Linked DNA regions of Mus musculus: region 2 is linked to region 1. The links are chromatin loops, found by intact Hi-C in ENCODE. Cell type or tissue: gastrocnemius. All regions are shown on one strand. Each heading gives the region's core, and the rest is flanking DNA. Links, peaks and the distances in the headings are about the cores only. Region 1 overlaps Tnfrsf8 (tumor necrosis factor receptor superfamily, member 8). Region 2 overlaps Tnfrsf1b (tumor necrosis factor receptor superfamily, member 1b).

Region 1 (10,471 bases), core at 3,472-8,471:
GTTGGAGTACCAAGTGCACGAGAAGCAAAGGCAGGTGGATCTCTGTGTATTCGTGCTGGCCAGGGTTACATAGTGAGAACATCTCTCAAAAAACAAACAACAAACAAACAAACATAAAAACCCTACAAAACAAAACAACAACAATCCTCCCCCTGACACACATATACAACAAGAAGTTCAAGGCTAGTCTCAGCTACAGGACATATTTGAGGACATCTGGGCTACATGAGACCCTGTCTCAAAAAATGAAAAACAAAACCAAAATGGTACCCGCAACACAAAAGGACATGTCTGGAGGGATTCCTGCTACCCAGCTCTGGGACAGTGGTTAAGAATTTGCTACAATGATGGCAACATTAAAATAATGAAAGAAACCTATGAATGCACACAGATATACATACACTAACAAGAAAACAAACCTTGATTAAAAGCAGAGCAGGTTATTGACAAATCTCTAAACCCTCCTTTACCAGTCATTACCAAGGCATTATCAAGGTGTGGCTTGGCTGATGGGTTTGCAAGAGTGCTCCAAATACACAGTGCCAGGAAAATGACAGATGGAAGTGTGGCAGGAAGCTCCCCAAAGATCTCAGCATCAAAGACTGATGGCCCAAGTCCATTCTTGTAGTTTGTACTAGAGGTCAAGACCCAAGATCAGGACTACAGGCCAGATCAGCTCATGACTCTCCCTAGTGTGAAGGCTTTGATACCCAAGGAATAATTGGGAACTGACCAAGATGAGAGGAGAACCACAGATCTGGTGACCAATGGAAGCATGGGATCCAAGCCAAAAATGTTATTGGGACACATCAAAAAAACCCATTCTGACCAGGTATGACGGCACTTCTAGTTCCAGCACTAAGGAGACAGAGGCAGGTGGGTCTGTGTGTTTGAGGGTGGTCTGGTCTACAGAGTGAATTTTAGGACAGCCAGGACTACATGGAAAAATCCTGTCTCAAAAAAACCAAAAAAGAAGGAAGGAAGGAAGGGAGGGAGGGAGGGAGGGAGGGAGGGAGGGAGGGAGGGAGGGAGGAAGGGAGGGAGGAAGGAAGGAAGGAAGGAAGGAAGGAATGAAGGAAGGAAGAAAAGAAGGAAGGGAGGGAGGGAGGGAGAAGGGAAAGGAAAGAGAAGAGGAAGAGGAAGAGGAAGAGGAAGAGGAAGAGAAGAGAAGAGAAGAGAAGAGAAGAGAAGAGAAGAGAAGAGAAATGAAGAGAAATGAAGAGAAATGAAGAGAAGAGAAAAGAAACAAACCAGTCTGATCTGGGCACTGATTGGTGGTGATAGAACAGGCTGAATTCTTTGATCCTGATGGTCTTACTGCAATGTCCTGGTTATTATGAAACACACAGTGAAGTACTTAAGGATGATAAGAAATCAAGTCTGTTAAGTTACTCCAAAAACTGTTTTGGAAAATGTCAGTTTTTGTACTGTTCCCTACGTTTGGAAATCTGAAACAGTATCAGAGCAAAGCAATCCTTTTCAGCCTCCATCATCTGTGATAACAGCGAGGTAGGGGCTGCAATCCTTATCCAGGCACGGGTGGTGCACACCTTTAATCCCACCTGTGACTCCCATTCCCATTCACACACCCACATTTACACACCCACACACCAATACCTGCCCCCACATACGTATCATTAAAAATAATTTTATAAACCAGTCAAGAATTTCATGTGTATGTTAAAATGAAGGGCTGAGGGGAAGGACTGAAGGCTGGGGATGCAGCTTGTTGAAGAGTGCTTGTCCAGCATGTATGAAGCCAACATATATGAACTGACAGGCTCAATCCTCAGCCAAGCAGAAACTAGGCATGCCACTACAACACCTTTTTGTAATCTCAGCACAAAAGCTGAAGACAGGAGGATAGGAAGTTCATGGTCATTTTCAGCAGTGTAGCAAGTTTGAGGCCAGCCTGTCTGAAAGTTAATTAGCTAAATATAGAATAAAATGATGGGCTGAATGCCTGGGGACATTCTGGGCTCTGTCACAGCTGAGGAGGGGTGCACCCTGGCATTAGGCAGGTTGCTAAACATCTTACAGTGCCCGGCTCAAGCTGACAAATCTCAGTGGTGCTAAGGATGAGGCACACTGTTCATGGAAACTCCAGTGACAGTAACGACAAGTCCTCATCTCGCTGTCTGCTCAGCACGTGGCCTTTGCCAGCTGACCTCATCTTCCTGTGCCTCACACAGTCATCTGAGAAACAAAGAGAGTGATAGGGGCTGAAAAGGCCACCCTAGGATAAAATGAGATGTTCTCGTGCTTGGTAAAGGTACCAAGGACACTTGCGGTAATGTCAGGTCAATTCAGGTGATGGATGGCAGACATCTCATTAACCTGCACAGTCCATAGGTCCTTGCTCACAGGCAAGTAGGGGAATAGGAGTCTTCACTTCAGAGGAGTTAGTGGGGCCGGAACACATGTGCCTGTCTGCTCTTACCAGCTGTCACACTTGTCTGGAAGTTTGAAAGATCTAGGACTGCCTGTGCCTAGACAAAGCCTGTGCTGAAGATGTGTTCATGAAGACAGCAAGGAAATGAATAAATGCTCCTTTATCACCCACTGCCCAGGCTGTCCCCACACTGCTCAGGCCCACGCTGCCTAGGCCATGTCTACCCTTCCCTTCTCAAGACCATTCTGCCCAGGCCATACTCACCCTGCCCAGGCCATACTCACCCTGCCCAGGCCATACTCACCCTGCCCAGGCCATACTCACCCTGCCCAGGCCATACTCACCCTGCCCAGGCCATACTCACCCTGCCCAGGCCATACTCACCCTGCCCAGGCCATACCCACACTGCCCAGGCCATACTCACACTGCCCAGGCCATAACTACTTTATTCAGACCATATCCACTCTACTCAGGCTATGCCAACCCTGCCCAGGCCATGCCTACCCTGTTCAAGATAATTCTGCCCAGGCCATACCCACCCTGCCCAGACTATACCCACTCTATCCAAGTTATGCCAACTCTGCCCAGGTCACACCTACCCTGCTCAGGTCATGTCTACCTTGCTCAGGCCCACGCTGCCCAGGTCATGACTATCCTTGCCTAGAATATAGTTATCTGGACCCTGTGTGCTCACCCAGGTGAGCACTTCCTCTCACTCAACCCTGGAAACAAAAAAACATCAAGGGACCCAGGGGAATCTAGAGGTCCAAAACTAGCCTCAGACACAATACTGAGGCCAGTCTTAAGGCCTAGATAGACTCTTTGGATACACTCTCTCTCTGTCTCTCTCTGTCTCTGTCTCTTTCTCTCTCTGTTTCTCTCATTCTAACAAGACTGTTCTCATGAACATTTGGAGAGAAACAAAAAAAAAATTAACTGACGGCAATGGAAACTCTAATACTAGAAAAATGTCAAGAAAGCAAACAGCGGTTTCAATAAACCCTGCCCAACAGCTCATGGAAACAAGCTTGAAACCATCAAAACACAAAAAACCCCTTGCTTGGGGAGCGCTTAGGAGGTACGAGCATGTACTTATGAAACTTCTCCAACTCAAAACACCCCTTGCTGGACAATGGTTTTTTTTTTTGTTTTTTTGTTTTTTTTGGTTTTGTTTTTTGTTTTTGTATGAGTTGGTCTAGGCCCCAGGCCTTACACTGGTCATGCACCTATCCATTCTGGCCCAGATAGCCCTTTGCATGGCCTGATACTCACCTGTCTGCTCCATCTTGGGCTGGAAGGTCTGCACTAGGTAGTCCAGGTGAAACTCTGCAAAAACAGCAGGCTTGGGGCTTAGGGTGTGAGCAGGTAGGAAAAGGAAAGACAGAGCAGTACCCAGGCCAGGCCAGATTAATGCAGCCACCTTCCCCAGGACCCCAAGACACATGCACTTACTCTGCTGGAACCGCCTCCTACAGGCCTTCCAGTAACACAGGAGAAAGGAGCCGGAGCCAACCAGTAGCACCACCATGGCCACCCAGAAGAGCACGGGCCCTGAAACACAGTGTCATCCATCCTGTACTCTGTGCACAGCTAGGAGCCAGGGCCCTTCCCTGGACTACACAGGACAGTCCTAGGTGCAGCCCACTTCCTACTTTTCCTGGGACATGGGTCCCACTGAGATGAGCAGCCCTGAACCTTCCCGAATCTGGGACCATCTGATTCAGCCCTTACCTTGCCACCCCAACCTGGCTCCAGGAAGCTATATGGCAGCTCAGAAAGTAAGAAAAAGAAACCAGAGAGGATGAGAAATCGAGACATCAAGAATCAGAATGGGGCGGGGGGGGGGAGTGGTGGCTGGAGAGATGGCATGGCTCAGTGGTTCAATTCTCAGCAACCATACGGTGGCTCACAACCATCTGTAATAAGATCTGATGCACACCTCTGGTGTGTGTCTAAAGACAGCTACAGTGTACTCATATTTGAAGAAGAAAAAATAAAAGAATTAGAATGGGTTGGGTATAGTGTTACATGACTGTAATCTCATCACTAGGGAGATGGAGGTAAACCAGTTAGCCTGATCTACATACCTAGATCCAGGCTAGTCAGGGCTACATAGTGAGACTTCATATAAAACAACAACAACAACAGACAAAACGACAACAACAAAACAAAACTCTAGAAGTTGGAGTGCTGTAGCTAGTTGAGATGGGGAGAGTGAAGGCTGGTTAGGGAAACTGAGACCATCAGCTCCCGAGGGCAGACACAAGGTCAGCTCTGCACAAAGCATTTTCAGCCATTAAAACAAAAAGGGCCAGTGGGATGGTTAGTGGGTAAAGTACTTACTGCAAGCCTGATGACCTGAGTTCAATGTCCAGAACCCACAGAAAAGTGGAAGGAAAGAAGCCCGCAGAAACTGCCCTCTAACTTTCAGACACGAAACATGGCATTGGGGCACTAACATCATATACATAGGAATGAATGGATATATTTTAGAGCCAAAGGAGGAAGACTAAATCTTGTCCAGTCACCCCTAGAGTCACCACTCAGGCCAGGTAACTTCAGCTTTCATATTCTTTGCACACACACTGGCACATGCACACAGCGTAACATGAATCAAACACAGAACCTAATGCATACTAAACCTAATGCATACTAAACTTCATGTATACTAAACTCAATGTATACTAAACCTTGCCTAGCCCATGCATTTACTCGACCCACCCTTACACAGCCTACACTGATTATTTTAATTGTTTAATTGTTATTTGGGTACATGCCTTGGGTGTTATTGCTCAAGTATGTTTGTTTTGTTTGTTATTATTGGGACAGTAATTCAGGGTAGCTTCAAACTTGCTGTGTAGCCAATGATGACTGTGTTCTCAGGATTACCTACCTCCACCTCCTCTGTGCTCAGATTATAGGCATGTATTACCACACCGGTTTATGTGGGCCTGGGAATGGAACCAAGGCTCTTTGGTGTGCTAGGCAAGCACTTTGCCAACTAAGCCATAGCCACAGCCCTCAAAGAGTTTTCTATGGCATGCTGAGAACTGTTAACTTGAGAACTATTGCCACCGTGTGTCCAAAACTAGTACTGCTAGTCCTAAAACTGCCTGGTGTTACCTCATTAGCAGGAGCAGCAACTGTCTTGATCCTGCTCTGGTAATGTGAAGACCATACTTGTGCTATAGGCTGATAATCCTGGGGGCTGATTTGCTATCCATTTTATATCCAAGGAAACTGAGGATGAAGGGAATTAAGCTTCCTAGACTTTTAGTAACTTATTCAATTTCTTTCTCCTTTCTATTTTTCCCCCCTTTTTGGATTTTCAAGACAGAGTTTCTCTGTGTAGTCCTGGCTGTCCTAGAGTTCACTCTGTAGGCTAGGCTAGCCCTGAACTCACAGAGATCCACCTGCTTCTGCCTCCCAAATTCTAGAATTAAAGGCATGTACCACTACCCCAAGTGAGAGTTCTTTTCAAATAGGGTCTCATATAGCCCAGGGTGGCCTTCAACTTGTTATATAGCAGAATGTGACCTTTAACAACCATGAGACAGGGTCTCACTATGTAGCCCTGACTGACCTTGAACCTGACATGTAGACCAAGCATCTGCCATGCCTAGAGCCTTTTGTTTTGTCCTTCCGCCTCTACATGGTTTCTCAGGATCAAACTGAGTTCATTGGGCTTGCTTCCTTGGGCAGGGCAGATGGCAAATGAGCCACTTCATTGATCCAACCCTGAACTTTTCCTATATCTACCTCTCAGCCGTGAGATTATAGACATACACTACGAAGCCCCGTGGATACCCTGGTAGGGATCAGACCCAGAGGTGCTGGGTATTCTAGGTGAAAATTCAGCCAACAGAGCCACACCCCCAGCCTCAAAACTGAATTTTGGGTAGCAATTATAGGCCATCAGAATGAAGTCATGAAAAAAGAAAAGTTCTGTCCCAAGAATGAGATAATATTAGGAAACGGCAGAGCCACAGGGTCAGTTCTAGAAGCCAGAAAGTTGGGCTTGGTCTTTATTTCTCAATCCACCCGAGGCCAAAGCCCTGAAAGGAAGTCCTGCTGCCCCTTGCTTTGGACAGTGAATGATCATTACCTGGATCCAGAAATGGTGTTCCCGTGGACAATGGAGAGGTGGGCTGCATCCTGCTGCTGGTCCAGGCATCTACCACAAGGCTTAGGGTGGAGGCGGTACTATACCAAAGGAAACCAAGGACAAGGGTGATGGTCACAGTTGCCATGTAAAAAGGGTGTGTCTAATGAAGGATGTTTCTTCTCTACAGAGGGTAAAGATGAAGCCTGGGTACCCAAAAGATCAACACAGTCTTTACAGGCATTGTGAGGTATTGATTAAGCTCTAGACCCTCTGGCTTTACAATCCTGTAATCACTGAGACAGACACACAGCCATGTTCCTCCCCAACCTCCCCAAAGGCCTCAAGGTCTGATGCCCCTGCATGTCTAGCCCTTACTTTCCTGGACACTGCCTGAGCATACAAAGGGCCATTCTGCCCTTCCCATGGGGTGGGGGGACTAGGAGTCACCTTGCAGGCTCCTTGCTGTTTTCTGAGGTGCTGATGTCAGGGAGTGTCCCTGGAGATGGAAGCTCCAAGGTCATATTCTTCTCTGCATTACCTATAGGTATGATGACATATTAGAATCAGTGCAGAGAGTTTGAATATCCAGTCTGCAGTGGGGAACAGTGGGAGGCAGTTGGGAGGTAGTGGAAAGTAGTGAGTGGGAGTCTTCCATAACACACAATTCCTGGCTACAAGTGACAAAGGCCATGAGGGTTGTGCTTTAAAGCATCAAACTGGAGAGGCTATGGTACCATGGGTTCTGCTATGCACGCTCCAGTGAAGTCTGCTTGGCAGGCTGAGAGGCCTGGAAGCACTCACGAGGCAAAGAGTTTCACGGAAACTCACCTCCTGGAACTCTGGCAACGGTTACTCTCATAACCCGTATACTGATACCCTATCCCCGTGTTAGTCTGGTGTATGGATCCACGTGCTCTCTTTTAGTATTATTTTATTATAAGTGCCTTTTAAGATTGAATTCTGACATAGCTAAGCCTTCGCCAGTGTTCCAACGTCCCAGAAAATTCTTGAAGATGACAAACTTGGAATTCAGTAGGAATTCAGTAAGAATGTTGCCTATTCAGTGACATTCAGAATTGCCTCTAGTATTGTAAGAGAGATAGTGAAAGAAATCAGGCTTTACTATCTACTACATAGAGTTAGAAATCTCAGGGCAAGCTTAGCAATGTAAGTTTAGAATTCTTATTATAGTTATATATGGCAGACTACATTACTTATTAGTAGAAAGTCCCCTCACACTATCACTTAGGATAAAATCCAAGTCGCTCCCATATACAGGAATTTACAATGGTTTAGGAAGTAGATCAGGCTGTTGTTTTAGAGTATTGCATTATTCATGAGAAGGTTAGCTAGAGCGGAACTCCCTAATTAGAACCATAACTTGGGTGTGAAAGCCCTTGCCCTAGGAGTGTAAAGACCTCACACCTGGCTTCTAAGACTATGACCTTAGATAGAGTTGACTTTAGATAGAGCTGACTTTGTCTCAGTTGTTTTATTGCCCAGTTCCTGCCAGTCCTTTTGTTTACATTCCTCTGTTTTGTGTAAGAGTCATTAAGCATCCGGTAACCTCATTTGTACCTTGCCGATGTGTCACCTAACTTCCCTATTTTCTTCTGTATAAATAGTTTGATGCTCAATTTGAAAAATTACATTCAGATTCTACACAACCTCTTGCGTTGCGTCTGTCTGTCATTCTCTGACTCCTTGCCCATCTGCAACTAGAAACCCATTCTACACAGACAAGGGACCCAAGAGGGTCTGCGGCAGGGTTCCAAAAGCAGCTTCTGCTTTTTATTTAGAAGAAGCTTAAAGGGCAGCAAGATGGCTCAGCAGGAAAGACCTTAGGTGACTAAGGTGATGACCTTAGTTGGATCCTGGGACCCACATTGTGGAAGAAGAGAACCAACTAATCAATACCCACAGGTCGTCGTCTGACCCCATGGTACATGTGTCATGTATGCGCGCAAGCATGCCTGCACACAAGTATGTACACATATCAAAGAGAGAAAAGGAACTCTGGTAAATATCCCAGCCACCCATCATGCTACTGTATCCCAGCCACCCATCATGCTACTGTATCCCAGCCACCCATCATGCCACTGTATCCCAGCCACCCATCATGCTACTGTATCCCAGCCACCCATCATGCTACTGTATCCCAGCTATCTATCATGCTACTGTATCCCAGCCACCCATCATGCCACTGTATCCCAGCCACCCATCATGCTACTGTATCCCAGCCACCCATCATGCTACTGTATCCCAGCTATCTATCATGCTACTGTATCCCAGCCACCCATCATGCCACTGTATCCCAGCCACCCATCATGCTACTGTATCCCAGCCACCCATCATGCTACTGTATCCCAGCTATCTATCATGCTACTGTATCCCAGCCACCCATCATGCCACTGTATCCCAGCCACCCATCATGCTACTGTATCCCAGCCACCCATCATGCTACTGTATCCCAGCTATCTATCATGTTACTGTATCCCAGCCACCCATCATGCCACTGTATCCCAGCCATCCATCATGCTACTGTATCCCAGCCACCCATCATGCCACTGTATCCCAGCCATCCATCATGCCACTGTATCCCAGCCACCCATCATGCTACTGTATCCCAGCCATCCATCATGCCACTGTATCCCAGCTATCTATCATGCTACTGTATCCCAGCCACCCATCATGCCACTGTATCCCAGCCACCCATCATGCTACTGTATCCCAGACATCCATCATGCTACTGAGAGGCAGTGGAGCTTCAGAACCTGGAGCCCAGAGGAAGGGAGAAAGGTCATCAGGAGTACGTCCGTGAAAAAGTCCCTACCTCTCCTTTGCCTCTTTGTGCATCCTGGCCACCATGAGGTGAGCAACGCCTGTGGAGATGAGCTGCCTCAGAACCAAGCAGCTATAGACAAAAATCTCCCCAACTGAGAACTAAAAAGGACCCTTCCCCTTGTAATGCTAATTAGAGACGGTGTTCCTATCACAGAGAGGGAAAGCACACTAAGAGGGATTATATTTAAAATATCAACTGACTTTCTGCATTGGCCATATGAAGTTACAAGCTGTTATTTGTGTGTGCTTGTTTGGTTGGTTGGTTGGTTGGGTGGGTGGGTGGGTGGTTGAAAGGGATAGTTCTGGGTGTCCTGGGTGTCACTATGTAGCTCTGGGTGTCCTGAAACTCTCAGTAGACCAGGCTTGCCTCAAACTCACAGAGATCCACCTGCCCTTACCTCCTGAGCGCTGGGATTAAAAGCGTGCATCATCAGACCTACTAAAGTTACAGCTTTCATTTGGTTTGTGTTTTTAAATGTTTAACCTTTAAAAACCAAAAAAACCAACCAACCAACCAACCAAACAAACAAACAAAAAAACAGCCAGGCATGGTGGGAAGAAAAAAAAATTGCCCCACAGGATTGCTTGGCCACAGGCCAATCAGCTAGGGGCATTTTTAAAATTGAGGTTCCCTCTTTTCAAATGACTATAGTTTGTATCAAGTAGACACAAAAACTAACTAAGATACCTGAGCTATATAATGAATTCTGAGTCAGCTAGTGCTATAGAGTGCTATGTAGCAAGACTGACTCTCTACACAAAACAAAACAAAAAGCAAAAAAACCCCATGAAAACAAACAAGAAAGCCAAAGACAAACAAAATAAAAATAACACCACCACCACCAAAGGCAGAATAGGAATGAACATGTCCCTCAAAGGCCTTGGTGGAAAGCGTGAGGAGCATAGCGGGAAGGAAGGGCTTGAGGCCAGAATCACAAGCCACCACCATTAACCAAACAAAAGCAGGAAGCATACAAGTGTTATGTTCCAGTTCAGACTGGCAGATGGTTCCATCTGCACAACTCTGAGAACCCAAGTTCAATGCCAGCAGCCAGATACAAAGGCAAGCATGGTGGAGCACACTTGTAGCCCCAGTGCTATCGAGAAGACAAGTGAAACCTTGGGACTCA
Region 2 (10,471 bases), core at 5,472-10,471, 73 kb before region 1:
AGGTCAAGAAGCAGGAGCTGATGCAGAGGCCATGGAGGGATGTTCTGTACTGGCTTGCTTCCCCTGGCTTGCTCAGCATGCTCTCTTACAGAACCAAGACTACCAGCCCAGATATGGTCCCACCCACAAGGGGCCTTTCCCCCTTGGTCTCTAATTGAGAAAATGCCTTACAGTTGGAGCTCATGGAGGCATTTCCTCAACTAAAGCTCCTTTTTCTGTGAGTACAGTACAGGTGTCTTCCTCTATCACTTTCTCTACTTTATTTTTGTTTTTAGTTTTGAGATTTTATTCTAACATTTTCTTCGTTTTCTCTTTCTTTCTTTTATTTGAGACAGGATCTGTATTAGTCAGGGTTTTACTGTTATGAACAGACACCATGACCAAGGCAAGTTCTATAAAAAACAACATTTAATTGGGCCTAGCTTACAGGTTCAGAGGTTCAGTCCATTATCACCAATGTGGGAGCATGGTAGCATCCAGGCTATCATGGCACAGGCAGAGATGAGAGTTCTACATCTTCATCCAAAGGCTGCTAGTGGAAGACTGACTTCCAGGCAACTGGGGTGAGAGTTTTAAGCCCACACCCACACTGACACACCTATTCCAACCAGGTCACACCTATTCTATCAAGGCCACACCTCCAGATGGTGCCACTCCCTGGTCCAAGAAGATACAAACCATCACAGGATCTTACTATGGATTTTGCTTGTTTTGTTTTTGTTTTTGTCTGTTTGTATTTGTTTTTTGAGACAAGATCCTACCATGTGATTCTGGCAGTCCTTGAACTCACTGCATAGACCAGGCTGGCCTCCAATTCTACCTACCTCTGCCTCTTGAGGATTGAGATCAAAGGCATGTGCCACCATACCTGCGTCTCCTTTTTATTAATTTAAGTTGTGTGTATGTGAACATGAAAGCAGATAGCCACGGAAACCAGAGGTGTTAGATGCCCTGGAGATGGGATGCAGCAGTGAGTGGTTTCAGTCTATCTGGTATGATCATAGGGGTGGTGGGGATTGAACTTGAGTTCTCTGTAAGAGCACTATGTACTCTGAACTGCTGGACCATCTCCAGAAGCCATTTTCCTTCTTAAGGGAGAATACCCCCAATTGCGTTCGCAGTCCACATTTTGTCTGTGTCTACTCTTAGTGGTGTTGCACTCACCTCCATCTCTCACTTCTTGTGGAAAATGCTGCAGTGATTGGCCATGTTCCATCAAATACCGATCCATTCAGGCATGTGGTTTGCAATGCTTCTCGCTGCATATCCGGAAGTGCAATTTCTGGCTCATATGATTATTCTATGTTTGCTTTATTTTCAGTGCCTGTGATGGCATCCAGGGCTCATTACATATGTCTAGCTTTCTGAGGGACTTCTGCACCATCTGCCCCAGCAGCTGTACTGTTTTACAGCTCACTCACAGGGCACTGGCTTTCAGTCTCTCCACATGTCACCAACTACTGTTATTTTCTGTTTTTCTGGTGAGAGGTGGGATGTTGTTTTTCAAAGGGGACAAAAAGGTCATTGTGTCTGTAAGCAGACAGGGAGGCTGATGCTGAAGGAGGAAAGGTGGAGTCAGACCCTGAAACAATGTGTTTGGTTCAAGAGAGATGCCAGGAGAAGGTGGGGCTCCACTTCCTCAGAGGAGAAGGGGGTGGGGGGAGAAACTGAGGGATGGAGGAGCAGGAGGGCAGACAGTGATAGGCATGTAAAGTGAATAAACAAAGAAAGAAACAAACAAACAAATAAAAGGTGCTAGGGACTGAAGAGATGGTTCTGCACTTAATAGCACTGGCTTCTCTGGCAGAAGACCCAAAATCAATTCTTAGCACCCCTATGGTGACTCACAGCCACCTGTCACTCCAGTTCTAGGGGATATGCCACCCTCTTCTGGTCTCCAAGGCCACGGTGTGTGCACGATCCACATACATGCAGGCAAACATTCATACCTATTAAGTAAAAATAAATAGATATTTGAGAGAGAAAGAAGCATAGACGGAGAGTGGATGGGAACAAGAAACTGCTCTCAGCCATGGTCACAGAGAAGGCAAGGACATGGGCCCAGGTACAGTAATGGGAGCGGGGCTTAGGAGCTACAAGCATTCCCTGTGTTTCTGTTATTTTGTCAGTGAACAACCAGCCAGGTTATCCACCTAAAGATGAGGGAGGGGCAGAACCAGAGCCAGGTTGAGAGGAGATGGAGATAAAGAATCATTCTGGACAGTGAACTGGGGGAGAGGGGGTACTGGCTAATGACCCCCCCCCACCAAAGAATCTGGAGCATCCTGAAGCCATGCTACTTTTCAGGATCCTAAGATGGGGACACTCCCTATCTGGACTACCTGGGTTGGTTCAGTGTAAATATACGTGTCTCTACTGTTGAGAGGTAGATAAAGGGTAACTGCAGAAAATATTCACCACTGTCTGAACTTTTATTGGGTTTGTTTTGTTTGCCTGTTTGTATTGAGACAGAATCTGATACAACTCGGTCTGATCTCAAACTTGCTTTGTAGCCAAGGATGACCTTGAACTCTTGATCCTTTTGCCTCCAGCATCAAATGCTGGGATTATAGGTGTGCACCACCATGCCCATCTTAACATAGCTTTGAACATGAAGGTTGACTGTGGGAGTCAGTTCTCGCCACCATGTGGAACTCAAATCATCATGGAACTCAAGTCATCAGGCTTGGCAGCAAGCCCTCTTACCTTTGTTCGACAGCAGGACACACAGACACACACACGCCCCTCCCCCTGCCTGCACCCCTGTCCTTGGCTTCTCTGTGACCGTGGCTGAGAGTAGTTCCTTGTTCCCATCCACTCTCAGTCTATGCTTCGTTCTCTCTCAAATATTTATTTATTTTTATTTAGTGGGTATGAATGTTTGCCTGCATGTATGTGGACAGCACACACACAGTGCCCTTGGAGACCAGAAGAGGGTGGCATATCCCCTGGAACCTGAGTAACAGGTGGCTATGAGTCACCACACATGTTCACGGGGTGGAATATATTACCAATAAGAGGTGACTTTAGCTACTGGCAGTGGACATACCTCTGGCAGGAACATGAACCTTTTTGAGAAGGAGCCCAGCCCAGGATGCTTCCAGCACTTTTGCTTGTCTTGCTTTCTTTTCCGTTGCTCTGATAAAATATCCTGACAAAATAATGAAGGGGGGGGGGGAATGCTGCACAATAGCATCAGATTTTCAGGAACTGGAGTTACAGATGATTCTGAGCCACCATGTGGGTATCAAATTTCGAACCCCAGTGCTCTGGAAAAACAGCCGTGCTCCTAAGGGATGAAGTAACTCTCAAGTCCCGCCCCCTACCAAGTGCTTCTTTTAAATGGAGTCCCTCTACTAGAATAGGTAGCTTGCTGTGAGGTGTACTTTAAAAATGCTCTGGGCTAGATTCACAAGGCACACTGAGCAGGCTGTGGGGTCATGTTCCTCACTAGCTGTGCGGTTCACGAGCTTTGACTCCCTTGGGATGACTGAGCTAGCCTGTCTAGCTACTCTGTGATCCTGAGGATGAGACTGTGTCTCAAAAATCATATCAATGATTGAGTCATAATTTCTTTTCCCTTTCTCTCTCTCTTTCTCTCTTCCTCTCTTTCTCTCTCTCTTTCTCTCTTTCTTTCTTTCCTCCCCCCCCCCCAAGAATGTAGACAAGTGCTCTGCAATCAAGCTACACCCACACTCTTGGTTTTTCAATGCTCAGTGCCAGAGTTTCAACAAAGAATTCATGAAGTTCTGAGTATGGTGGCACATGCCTTTTATGGCAGCCCTTTGGAGGCTGAAGCATTCAGATCTCTGAGTTTGAGGCCAACCTTGTGTACTTAGTGAGTTTCAGGCCAACCCAGATTACATAGTGAGACCCTGTCTTTTTGTTTTGTTTTGTTGTTTTTTTTTTTTTTTTTTTTTTTTTTTTTTTTTTTTTTTTGAGACAGGGTTTCTCTGTATTGTCCTGGCTGTCCTGGAACTCACTTCGTAGACCAGGCTGGCCTTGAACTCAGAAATCCACCTGCCTCTGCCTCCCGAGTGCTGGGATTAAAGGCATGAGCCACCACGCCCGCCCTAAGTGAGAGCCTGTCTTAACCCCCAACCCCAACAAAAAAGTTCATGAGCTTTTTTTTTCTTTTTGCATAATATCTGCAAATCAAAGGAAATGAGAGGTTCTGCAGTTAACTTTCACAGTCAAACTTGACTGTTCAGAGCAGCCGTGAAAGGAAACTTCTAGGGTTTTTAACAGAGAAGGGAAGTCTCACCCTCTAAGGCAGTGGTTTTTGTTTTGTTTTGTTTTGTTTTTTGTTTTTTGGGTTTTGGGACAGGGTTTCTCTGTGTAGTCCTGGCTGTCCTGGAATTCACTCTGTAGACCAGGCTGGACTTGAACTCAGAAATTCGCCTGCCTCTGCCTCCCAAGTGCTGGGATTAAAGGCATGTGCCACCATGCCTGGCAAGGCAGTGATTCTTAACTTTTCTAATGCCACAGCCCTTTATGTGACACCCCTCCCCCAGCCCTAAAATTATTTTGTTGCTACTTTATAACTGTAATGTTGCTACCATTATGAATCATGATGTAAACATCTGATATGCAGGACAACTCATATTAGACTCCTAAGGGGGTCGAGACCCACAGGTTGAGAACTACTGCTCTAAGCCCTAGGGTCACAGACTAAACAAAATGGAAAAAAAAAAGTAAGCTGAGCAGGATTTGCCCCTCTGCTTCCTGACTCCGGATGTGTTGTGGCCAGCCACCTGCTGCCTGTCTTCCCCTCCATGATGGCCTGGACTCTCAAACTAGGGGCTGAAAAGCCAACACCAAAGCCAAAACCAAAACCTAAAATGCTTTCTTCCTTAGGTTGCTTTTGTTGTGTATTTCCTCATTGTAAAGAGGAAAGTAACTAAGGCAACACTTAAATATCTGTGAGTCCGGCTTTAATACAATGTTGCAATGTTCTAAAACAAAGCTTACACTAACTCTCAGATGATCTATAAAAGGTCTCCTCAAAAGAACAATGCTAGCCGGGCAGTGGTGGCACATGCCTTTAATCCCAGCACTTAGCGGGCAGAGGCAGGAGGATTTCTGAGTCTGAGGCCAGCCTGGTCTACGGAGTGAGCTCCAGGACAGCCACGGCTACACAGAGAAACCCTGTCTCAAAAAACCAAAACAAAACCAAAACAAAAAAAAAGACCAAACAGAACAACAACAACAAAACCAATGTTAGTGTTGTCTTTTTCTTCTTCTTCTTCTTCTTCTTTTCTCCTTCTCTCTTCCTCCTCCTCCTTTCAGAGGCAAGTTCTCAGGTACCCCGAGCTGTCTCTGAACTGGCCTGTAACCAAGGATGACTGACTTTCGATTGTTTTGCCTCTGCCTCCTAGTGCTGGAATTACAGGCTACCCAGTAAATGCAGTGGTGGGGATTGAACCCACTGCCTTGGGCATGCTAGACAAACACTTTACCAAAAGAGCTCCAGTTTGAGCCAAGGATACTACATATTTTTTTTAAATAAATTAATTATGTTTATTATGTATGTGTGTTGAGTGTATGAGTGAAGGTCAGTCAGCTCTGTCCTTCCATCATGTGGGACATGAGACCAAACAAAGGCTGCCAACCTCAACAGAAAGGCCCTTTATCCTCCAAGCCTGCTCTCTGGCCTCAAGAATGCTATATGTATTTGAAGTCAGGGACTCACTATGTAGTCTTGGCTGGCCTGGAACTCACTGTGAGACAAGTCTGGCCTCTAAACCACCGAGATCCAGCTGCCTCTGCTTTCTAAGTGCTGGGATTGAAGACGTTTACCACACCTGGCAGAGTGCTAAATTTTTTTAATTTTTTTAAAAAAAAGTTTATTATAGCTAGAGAGAGGGCTCAGCAGTTAAGGGCACTTGCTGCTCTTTCAGAAAACCCAACTTTGGTTCCCAATACCCATTTGGCACAATTGTCTGTAATCCCAGATTTAGGGAATTCAGCACCCTTCACACACACACACACACACACACACACACACACACACACACACACACACACACACGGAAAAAGAAATTAATCTTTTTTTAAAATGCTATTACCTATTTCTACTATCTTTTGGGGCAGTGGTTCTCAACCTTCCTAACGCTATGACCTTTTAATACTCTTTCTCATGTTTTGGTGACCCAACAATAAAATTATTTCACTGCACTGGGCATGTTGGCACACACATTTAATCCCAGCATTCAGAAGGCAGAGGCAGGCAGATCTTTAAGTTCAAGGCCAGCCTAGTCTGTACAAAGTGAGCTACACAGATAAACCCTGCCTCAAAAAAAAATTATTTTGTTGCTACCCCATAACTGTAATTTTGCTTCTGTTATAAGTTTAATGTAAATATCTGATATGGGATACCCAAGAGGTCATACCCACAGGTTGGGAACTGCTGCTTTGGAGTCTTGAACTCTATAAGTATTCTTTAGTAAATAGAGCATTGTCAAAGCAACGAGCAGAGCTCCTCAAGGCAACAGGATCATGCTGTCTGCTCAGGAACCATGTTAAGAAATCACAGGTGAAAAGTGAAGTTCGGGGTTGGGCAGCTGATTGCGTTTGCCTAGCATTCACGAGGCCCCTGGGTTCAAGCCCCAGCACCACACAAATCATAGGATGGACAGACTTGTCATCCCAATACTTGGGAAGTAGAGGCAAGAGGATACAAAAGTCAAGGTCATCCTTTGGCAAGGTGGTTGTCAGTCTTAGATGGAAAAATAAGATTCGAAAACATAATGTAACGCCAAGGGTCCTGACACGGTTGCACATGCCTATAACTCAGCACTCTCGAAACTGAGGCAGGAGAATATCCAAGTTCAAGGTGCCTGGAGGATGCAGCCAGACTGGGTATACAGCAAAACTCCATGTATGAACAAACAGATAAGCAAAAATAATGATTAAAAGATAAAATCAATTTATTTAAAAAAATTTATTACATTTATGGTATGTGAGTGTGTGTGCAAGAATGTGATGTGTGCACATATGCAGAAGCATGTATGGGGTGGTGGTCAGAGGACAACTTGCAGGAATCAGGTCTCTTCTACCTTATGGTCAGGGATCCAACTCAGGTCATCAGGTTTGTCCGCAAACTGCCTTACCCACTGAGCCATCTTGCCAGTTCAAAACTAACTTATTAAATAGGAAGGGGGAGCCCTTGGAGAGATGTCTTAGTGGATAAAATGCAGGTATACAAGTGTGAGGACCAGAATTCAGATCTCTAGTATTCATGTAAATGTCGGGCAGGTATGGCAGCCTGCCTGTAACCTGAGCACTCCATAGGCAGACAGAGATCCCTGAAGCAAGTTAGACTAGAAAATGTGCAAGCTCTGGGTACAGATGAGAGCCCTGCCTCAGTAACTGAGAGTGATCAAACACACCCAAAGCCAACCTCTGGCCTCCACACACTGGCACACACATACATGCAAACATGGACACACACACACACACACACACACACACACACACACACACACTGAAGGAGGGAGATTCTGGACTGCCCATCCTTTAGGAATGTGTTATAGGTCAGCACTCAAATTGTTCCCTGCTCCCCCTCCTCTGATTGCAGAGCCCTAAGCTGGTCTAAGCTAGTACAGCCATTGTTCACATCCACGGTGTGGGCTTCCGAGATGACAGAACCCGTCTCCTTCCCACAACACAATGAGGAGGCCAGACTCAGAGCAGGAGATAGGGGCAAGCCTGGAGTCTACTTGGCTGGGTGTTTCCTCAGCATCCACAGGCTACAAGTGGGAGACAGCCAGGTTCTCTGCAAGAGTGGCTGTAAAGGTGGGATGGGAGGTGGGGTGGGGTGGCTCAGCCAGGGCTCAGTGTACAAAACAACAACAAAAAGCATTTATAAGCAGGAATTCTGTCCAGCACACAGTGCAATTGCTCCTTAGCACACCCTTTAGGGATCCACACAAGCACAGGAGCTGAGGCCACACCCAGGAACAGTCCTTTCCAATTCATTCTTTTGTTGCCTAGGAGGCCCGAGGTCATCCCAGGACGGGCCACCAGGGGGCAGACGTGTTCCTTCCCCTCTACAGTCTGATGCTGCAGAGCCTTAACAAGTCGGCCCCAAGTGTCCAGTATCTTGATTCCAGAGTGCTGAGCTCTTTAAGTCTCCATGGCAACAACTAGGCTCCTCTGCCAAGTTCATATCCAGTGGAATCGGTGAGCATGGCATCCAAGCACCTGAGACTGAACTTGCTTCTTGAGGAGTCTCCTGAACCCTTTCCTTCCAGGCATGCTAGGGGAGCAGGTTGATTAGAAAACCGGCATGAATCCTTTGGCAAAAGAGCTGGCTTCAGCTGTTTCCGGGTGGGCCTTTCAACCGATGTCATCAGCTGTTCCAACTCACAGTGCCTAACCCGGACATGCACTTGGGGTCACAGCAAGTACAGTACCAAGCCGTTGGGGAGTTAGAGGGAGTGCTCCAGGCTGAGGTAGGAAGAGACAGGTGGCTGCAGGGGCCTGGGAACTCTACAGTCCCTGAGATTCCCTGAAGGAAGGCGTGGCCTTGGAAGGGCTCATTAGAAGGTCAGGAGGAGGAGCTCCAGCCCTCTGTGTGCCCACCAGAGTAAAAGTCAAAGGCAGAGGCTGCAAACCACACAGGGGGCTGGCTGTGCTGTCTGCTGTCTGCTGTCTACTTACGTTTTGCATGTGTTGCTGAGGATCAAACCCAGGGCATGCTAAAAGCACACTGGACCACTGAGTTACAGCCCTACCATCCTATAACAGAGCAACTCTGCCTGATGGGGCCTCTGATTCTTGCATCAAAAGAATTTCGGTGGGCTTGGAGAGGGTACTTCCTAAGAGTTTAGCACTAACCTGAAGGGCCTCTGTGCCCTACCAGGCCACCACTTGCTCCTACTTGCTGGAACCGCCCTGCAGTGTCAGCATTCAGGCTGAAGAGCTGTGCTATTCATGGAAGAGGATGTTAGCTCCTTAGAAGGAAAAAATACTGGGGCCTCTCAGAAGCAAGAATCAGGCAAGAGCCCAGGAGATCCAGAGGGGTCATGGAAGAGCAACAACTTCCTGGGACTGCCCCCATAAAACACCATGGCAGTTTTTGACCACTCTAGCTGTCTCAGCCCTCACTTGACCTGCAACTGGGGCTCTGGAAGCCACTAAGGGAAATGGATCCAGCAAAAGTCATGAAGTTCCATGGGTTCAGGGTCTCGGGGGTCCCTTTGCAGGGTGTTACCCCTGTCAGGGGTCAGGCCACTTTGACTGCAATCTGATCAAACCAGCCAGCTTGGCTGGGCTTCATGCCCATATCCGGCACACCAAGGGGCAAGGGCTTCTCATGGCTCTGCAGTGTCTCTGTAGTCTCACACGGGGACTGAGACGGACACTCCTCCTGAGAGAAGGGGACCTGCTCATCCTTTGGGGACGCTGAGGGCTTGGCATCTGGGTCTCCCACTGTGGCGCTGGCTTGGGAAGAGCACTGAGAACTGTGGTCAGAGCTGCTACAGACGTTCACGATGCAGGTGACGTTGACGTGGGTCCCGTGGCTTCCGTGGGAAGAATCTGTGAAGCACAGGATGGGAGGGTGAGTCTGGGGATCTTGGAGACAGGGTGTCTTTGCAGTTTGCCTCTTGTCCCAGGGGCAGGTTAGAGCAATAGGCCAAGGGCCAAGAGGCTAAAGACCCTAGCTCACCTCTACTACGATGGCAGATGCATCACCCTTACATGCCTGTGTGCTCACTTCCCAGCTGCCCAGCCCAACGCTCCCTGCTGTTGACCGGAGACAATTTTCTAAAGCAGACAAAAGTACTCCAAGAAGAACAAAACATTGGGCTGAGGATATGGCTCAGTTAGTAAGGACTTTGTCTTGCAAGCTTAAGGACCTAAATTCAACCCCTGAGACCCCATGTAAGGAGGCTGGGCATGGCGGCACACACTTGTAATCTCAGTACTTGGGAGGCAGAGAAAGGGAGATTTCTGGGTCTTTTCAGGCCAACCAACTAAGTCTAACTGGTGGACACCAAGCCAAGGGGAAACTGTCTTAAAGGAGGCAGATGGGGTTCCTAAGGATGCCACCTGAGGTTGTCCTCTAGCTTCCACATAGACACGTGGACTCATTAGCACACCTGTGTGTGTGTGTGTGTGTGTGTGTGTGTGTGTGAGAGAGAGAGAGAGAGAGAGAGAGAGAGAGAGAGAGAGAGAGAGAGAGCAGTTTGCTGGAACAGAGAAGCTAGGATGTGGCAGGAAGCAGTTACAGAAGACTGCCTATGGCCAAATCTACAAAGAATATTCCCCATGACCACTGAAAGGGCAAGTACCAAATGGATCAAAACCAGCCTAGGCACACTTTGGTTTTGGTGATGATAGCATTTTAAGTGAATTGACTGACAACACTTAAAATTTAGGGGTTGGCAGTTTAAAGCTCACCTACCAGACACGTGGATTTTGATCCCTACCACTGGGATATAGAGAAGCAGAAATCACAGACAGA

What was found. Hi-C counts contacts between places; a loop is a spot of excess contacts. Peaks named below come from ENCODE experiments on the same cell type or tissue, not always from the same donor. Only the 100,000 strongest peaks of a DNase experiment are listed, where the experiment ranks them.
Region 2: it touches region 1 in a loop (9-fold over the local background); 39 of 42 quality-filtered maps call a loop at or near these places.

Annotation. Positions count from the first base shown.
Region 1 is chr4:145,281,482-145,291,952 of GRCm38, forward strand. Tnfrsf8 (tumor necrosis factor receptor superfamily, member 8) reads right to left here. Exons shown (of 13, transcript NM_009401.3): 7 at 6,945-7,035; 8 at 6,498-6,595; 9 at 3,845-3,943; 10 at 3,665-3,718. Among named protein-coding and RNA genes, the nearest start is that of Gm36233, 22 kb to the left of the region's middle. In gastrocnemius, for the core only: a CTCF peak has its summit at 5,477; a DNase peak (open chromatin) is centred at 5,456; H3K27ac peaks cover 360 bases.
Region 2 is chr4:145,206,558-145,217,028 of GRCm38, forward strand. It overlaps Tnfrsf1b (tumor necrosis factor receptor superfamily, member 1b), which reads right to left. Exons shown (of 10, transcript NM_011610.3): 10 at 5,811-9,543. The coding sequence ends at 9,230. Among named protein-coding and RNA genes, the nearest start is that of Vps13d, 17 kb to the left of the region's middle. In gastrocnemius, for the core only: no CTCF peak of the experiment used is centred there; a DNase peak (open chromatin) is centred at 8,031; H3K4me3 peaks cover 384 bases; H3K27ac peaks cover 1,899 bases.